Linked DNA regions of Homo sapiens: region 1 is linked to region 2. A link is a loop called in an ENCODE intact Hi-C map of the cell type or tissue named here. Cell type or tissue: GM12878. All regions are shown on one strand. Links, peaks and the distances in the headings refer to the core of each region. The heading gives the core; the rest is flanking DNA.

What was found. Peaks named below come from ENCODE experiments on the same cell type or tissue, not always from the same donor. Only the 100,000 strongest peaks of a DNase experiment are listed, where the experiment ranks them.
Region 1: a loop joins it to region 2, with 10 times the contacts of the local background. A loop is called at or near these places in 16 of 110 quality-filtered maps.

What each region holds. Positions count from the first base shown.
Region 1 is chr9:84,696,110-84,699,028 of GRCh38, reverse strand. The region is part of intron 2 of NTRK2 (neurotrophic receptor tyrosine kinase 2); the gene reads right to left. Among named protein-coding and RNA genes, the nearest start is that of NTRK2, 28 kb to the right of the region's middle. In GM12878, for the core only: a CTCF peak has its summit at 1,316 (motif pointing left); no DNase peak of the experiment used is centred there.
Region 2 is chr9:84,780,058-84,782,976 of GRCh38, reverse strand. All of the region lies in intron 12 of NTRK2 (neurotrophic receptor tyrosine kinase 2), which reads right to left. Among named protein-coding and RNA genes, the nearest start is that of NTRK2, 110 kb to the right of the region's middle. In GM12878, for the core only: a CTCF peak has its summit at 1,340 (motif pointing right); a DNase peak (open chromatin) is centred at 2,325; H3K27ac peaks cover 535 bases.

The DNA.
Region 1 (2,919 bases), core at 271-2,770, 84 kb after region 2:
GGCTCCTCTAGTAGTAGATCCTAAGAATTCCCCCTCATAAGCTACTACGTGTAGTCATGTCCACAATATAGATGCTAGCTACAAACTGCTCAGGAAATCTACCCCCTAAGAAACTCTCCTTAGCTACCACTAAGTGAAGAATCAAATCATAGGGTTAGAAAAGAAGCCAGTAAGGTGAATAACAGGGAATTCACAGAGGGAAAACTTCGGTGGCCAAGAAACATGAAAAGTTGCTTATCTCCCAAGAAATGTGAAATGTAAATTAAAATAACAATGACATATTATTCCTCTCCCACTAGATTGACAAAATGTTTAAAGTCTAACAATGTAAAACATTTCTATGGATGTGATGAAATTTCTCTGAAATTGTTGGAGGAAGTGTAAATTGTTATAACTACTTTGAAAAGCACTTGGCCTGTATCTTGGAAAATTATAAATCAGAACCCTTCAGGGCCCAGCAATTCTATTCCAGGTATTCATCCAAGAGAAGTTCTCACATATGGACTCAAGAAGAGTCATTGTAATATGATCAGTAGAATATTACAACATTCATTGTCATAGAGTCAAAAGCTGGAACAACCCGAGTGTCCATCCATAAAGAAATAGACATTGTTTAAAATAAGGTGATATATATATATATATATTAGATTAAATCAGATCTACATATTTGAACAGAAAGACACTGCTATGCGAAGTGAGAAAGAAGATAAGCAAAATTGTATACTGATACGTACATGTAACATAAAACAATCTGTGTGAACTTTTAAAAATACACAAAAAATAATATCACATAGTGTTCACAGTCAAGTAGATATGCCAAGTATAGAAAGATGATTCCAAGGAAGGTGGCCTTGGGAAAGGAGAATGGGTCTGGGGTTACACACACACACACACATACACAGAAACTATTTATACCATTTATGTTATTAAACTGCTAAACTATTTTATTAAAAGAAAAAATAGCTTAAAAATATTCAACTATTATTTCTGAATGTAATTATATAAAGTTATTATGTCATTATACTTTTTTGAATTTTTAAAATTTATGAAGAAAAAAGAAAAGAAAGAGACAGCAAGCAAGAAAGGGTGGGAGGGAGAGAGGGAAAGAAAGAGAGACAGAGACTGCAACAACCATACAAAGGAAATAACTGCAGGAAAGCCAGACCCCAGGGTTTCTCAGTGACTCAGTGGACAAACACACCCGAGCTCAAGTTCTTGGTTCCCTGGACCACCCAAACAGCAAACAGCTAACAGCTTTCTTTCCCTGCTCCACAGCCTCCGCATGGAAACAGAAGACCAAGGTGTGTGCTGCGCTGCCCCCTCCTGGTGACTTCCACCTGCCTCCAGGAGGATCTCCACAGCCCTGGCCTCTCCTGCTCTCTGCCTCAGGGCAACTGATCCCAAAGGCACAGGGTTAGGAAGGAGAGAGGAAGTGCCAGGTCAGGGCCACTGACAGGCGGGCAGCAGGCTCTTTCCCAGAAAACCACTCCCCACTGCCCCTGTTAAAGTGCAGTGACACTGTGGGCTCTTCACCGAGTCAAGCTCTGCTTAATAAAACACATCTCCAAAAAGGGTGCCATTCCCTCAAGGGAGCAGTGGGAAGGCCCAGAATTGTGGCACACACCCCAACCAGGAGATTTCTCTCCATGACAACCTCAAACTCCTCTAACCTAGGCCCACTGCTCTAGAAAGCTTAGGCCCAGGGGCTTCCAAGCACAGCCCCTCCGCCCCCAGAGCCCATGTCCCCGCACTTGCCTCACAGGAATCTCACGAGGTCCACGGAGTTTTCATCTTCTCAGAAAATTGAGCTTCCCTCCACCCCCCAGCCTGCAGACGTTGCTTGCATGCTCTCTTAGGCAAGTCAGCGGCCCTTAAATAGTGACCAAGAGGCATGGTGAATTCGGATTTTTTGTTTCATTTGGTACTCCTTAGGAATTTCTCTCACCTCGTCAGTCCCTCAGGGTCCCTGGCCCTCAACCTTTATTAATAATCTGCCAGGAATCATTGGTGGCCTTCAACCATCCTGTTCTGCCCAGAATGTGCCTTCCTCCCTTACCAAGTCCATATACAGGACTCTTGCTAGGACCTCATATTATGAGGGCAGTTTTTGCTGTTATTTTTTGCACATTTACTACATCCCAAGGTCATTAACTATTGCCCTAAAGATTGGATCTTATATGATAGAGTCTTATCAATGTACTCATCTAAATCTATCCCAGGACCCTCCACGACTGCTTGAGTGATTTGTAGACACAACACCAAAAATGCTTTTTCCAATCAGAACATTTTTATTCCATCGGTTGGCATGCAGTTTTAGCATTTATTGCACTTGTAAGTTTGCAATTAAGAATTAGAGCAATGGGAGGTACTCTTTGTACCCTCAATTTTATTTTTCTATGAGTCTACCTGACCCCATAACTGAATTGCTAGCTCCTCATCTCATCTCACTGATCTCCGTTTCCTAGCACAGAGCTGATGCTCAAGGAATGTCTGCTCACTTAGGGCACCCAAACTGATCCTCCACCTGGAGTTTATCACCGTCATAGGACACAGCTTCACTTCTCATGCAGAAAACAAGCAAACAAAGGAAAGACAATAACAGAAGGGGGTGGAAAGCTGATTTGGAACCCCAAATTTGTCCAATCTAAAAGCTAATTTAGATTACAAGAACACAACATATTCAAACCCACTACTTATTTACTTATTTATTTAAGTGATAAAAACCAGCTAGCCACAGTGGCTCACACCTGTAATCCTAGTACTTTGGGAGGCCAAGGCAGGAGGCTTGAGTCCAGGAGTTCGAGACCAGCTTGGGCAACATAGTAATACCCTGTCTACACAAAATTTAAAAATTAGCTGGGCATGGTGGCAGGTGCCTGTGGTCCCAGCTGCTTGGGAGACTGAGGTGGGAGGATCACT
Region 2 (2,919 bases), core at 290-2,789:
ATTGTATATTACACTTCTTACATTTGGGGAAGTCAAGCCCCATTTCCCACCCACTTCAGGACATAAGCCACGGATAACATAAGATTAAGCATCGTGACTTGATGAAAGGTACTGGTTTAAGAAGAATTTCTAAAGAACTGAGTTCCCACCCAGCCATTAACATATCTCTAAGTCCTTTCAAGTTAATAGACAACTTCAGCCTGAACCGTTATACTCCAGAGTGCAATCTCTCACAAATGCTGAGGTAAAGAAACGTCACTGCCTCGGAAAATGTGGCACTTGGTGATATGACAAGTACAATGGTATTTATCAGCCATATCCACGGCTTAATGGACATGAGCCATATCTGAAAAGGGAAAGGGTGATTCAGCCCATTAAGTATGCAGAACATCAGCTTTCAATACAAGATGGCTCTTGATTATTTGTTTTTTTCATTTCCAAAGGCTCCATCCAAGTGGGAAAATTGCAGAGGCAGAAAAAATACCACAGCTTTTCTGCTAGAGCGACAGCCACAGCAAAGCTAGGTATGACGGGGCAGAGGGGAGAGCCGCAGAACGTGCCAGCAACCTCTGCTTCTTCACAGTTCCGTTTCCTATAGAGGGGATACAGCCTCATACTTCACTTTTGCTTTTCCCTTTTCCTGCTTCCTTTTAAATGGTTTTCCAAAGTTTTCTGAGAATTAGATTTCAAGTATGTTCAGATTAGAAATTTCCAAAATAAAGCTTTCTATAAAAACATGAGTCCTGGCAAGCTCACATGCCTGGCTTGGTAAGCATTCCCTATGGAACCAGAGATGGATTGTCTGGCAGTTAACGAGACAAACAACATAAAGTTGTCATTGGTGAAGCTTAAATCCCAAAACCTGCTCCTCTCACCCACTGACGTGTTTGTTTGTGGGTGTGTGTGTTTGTGTGTGTGTGTGTGTGTGTGTGTGTGTGTTTTCTTGGAGGCCATCTTATAATCCTTTAAGCAATTCTCTCTTATACAACTATTTAGTTTTAGAACACCCTCCAAGGTATTATTGAAAATTCCTCCATTAAAAAATCGTTACGAAGAGCCTTGATATAAATGACTTTACTAGCTAAGAGATTCCCAAGCTGAAAAGAAAGACGCTAGAGAAATTGCCATAATAAGGGTTTAGTTAGTTCCTTGTTGAATGTTTTGACCCTCCCAATTTGATGTTATCTTCTATTTACTGCATTTAAATGAAGTATAGACTTAAAAAACTAAAGACACTCTCTAAGCTATGTCAATTATATGCCTACATTGTTCCATCATTACACTTGATATGCTTGTTCTTGTTGTCTGTGGGCCCCCCAAATCAGTGCAAATATTTGCCACTGTTTCCACCAGGGGGCATTCATCTCATTGAAAATAGGTATTGTTTTTAACCGGCAAAGTTAAGAATGTTATACTGAAATGACTAAAATACATTATTTATTAATCTCAAAATTCACATTTTCAACGGGAAGCAAAAAAGGCTAGGTCTTTAATGGGTAATTCTTGAATTAGATGTTTGTATATATGAAAAGTTATTATATGAGTAAGAAAAAAGTATACTTATGATCTGAAAAGTATGATATACCAGAGAATGTTATGAACTCTTAAGAAGCGTCAACAAAACATATACATAAAAACACTCAGCTGTAAGTAGAAATTAATTTTAGAGGTGGTGTTCAGTTGTATGTTCTCCTAAGACATCCTAAAAGTACTAAGACTCCTACAGAGGCAGGAATTGCCCTTTTTCAAAATGCCAGTTTCTCAAAACTCCTATCACCTTTCTTCTGACTGAACCACACAGTTACTTTGTACACATAAGGTTTGGACACCGGAACATACAAACAAGGCTGGCCTTCTCTGCAAAAGTTATGAAGAGAGGAAGAAAAGACAATGGAACATACAAAGACTGCACATTTACCCTTTTGCACCCTGAACCCTGACAGTCTTTTGTATAAAAAAAATTAGTGTGATGTTATAACAAAAAAAAGACTCAAATATAGAATTCCTGACAGAATATTTATCAGAACCATACCTTTTTTCTTTTACTTCCCAAGAAAATATCACAAAGTCTGCCATACCCCTGAAATTATCACTGACCCATCCAAGCCAGAAAACTTCATAGCTCATAGCTTTCTTTTAGAGAGGAAAAAACATCCACCTATGTTTCCATGTATAACCATCTAATATACTAGCTCTTAACTGAGACCTAATCAAGTAGGAACTATGGACCAGTGAGGTCTAGCACCATTCGCTACCCCTGATGGTAGCTTTGAAGGTGTCTCTTTCTCTTTTTACACAGTACCCATGTTAGTATATGAAATGGAAGTGTACACAGAGGGAATCACAGACTCTTAAGGTAAAGTTGCGCAGAGCTGGACCTTGGTATTCCCCTAAGTTTGAACTTCTGCTCCCATCTCACTGCTTGTGCATCTGCCTACGTTGATTTAGGGACTGGCCTGACTAAAACAGAGAAGCTGAACCGGGCAAGATCCCCATCTCCACAACCTATTACAAAATATGTGGAAGTCCGGGAGGTGGATGGTTATTTCATTAGATATTTTGCTTATGTGTTCCATTAAGGCAGGGGTCAGCAAACCTTTTCTGTGAAGGGCCAGAGAGTAAACATTTTAGGTTTTCTGAGACATAAGGTCTCTGTCACAGCTACTCAACTCTGCTGCTGTACCATGAAAGCAGCCATAGATAATCCATAAATGAATGAATGGGGCTGTATTCCAATAAAACTTTATTTACAAAAACAAACAACTGGTCAGATTGAGCCTGGGGTTCATAGTATGACAACTGTTTTAAGGGGATAGCTCAGGTTTTTTTTCTTCCCTTGTACTGGTGGAACTCTAACACGTAGCTCAGACCAAATGTTCCCTAATGGCAAGAGTGTTAATAATCAAAACCAGATTTTTA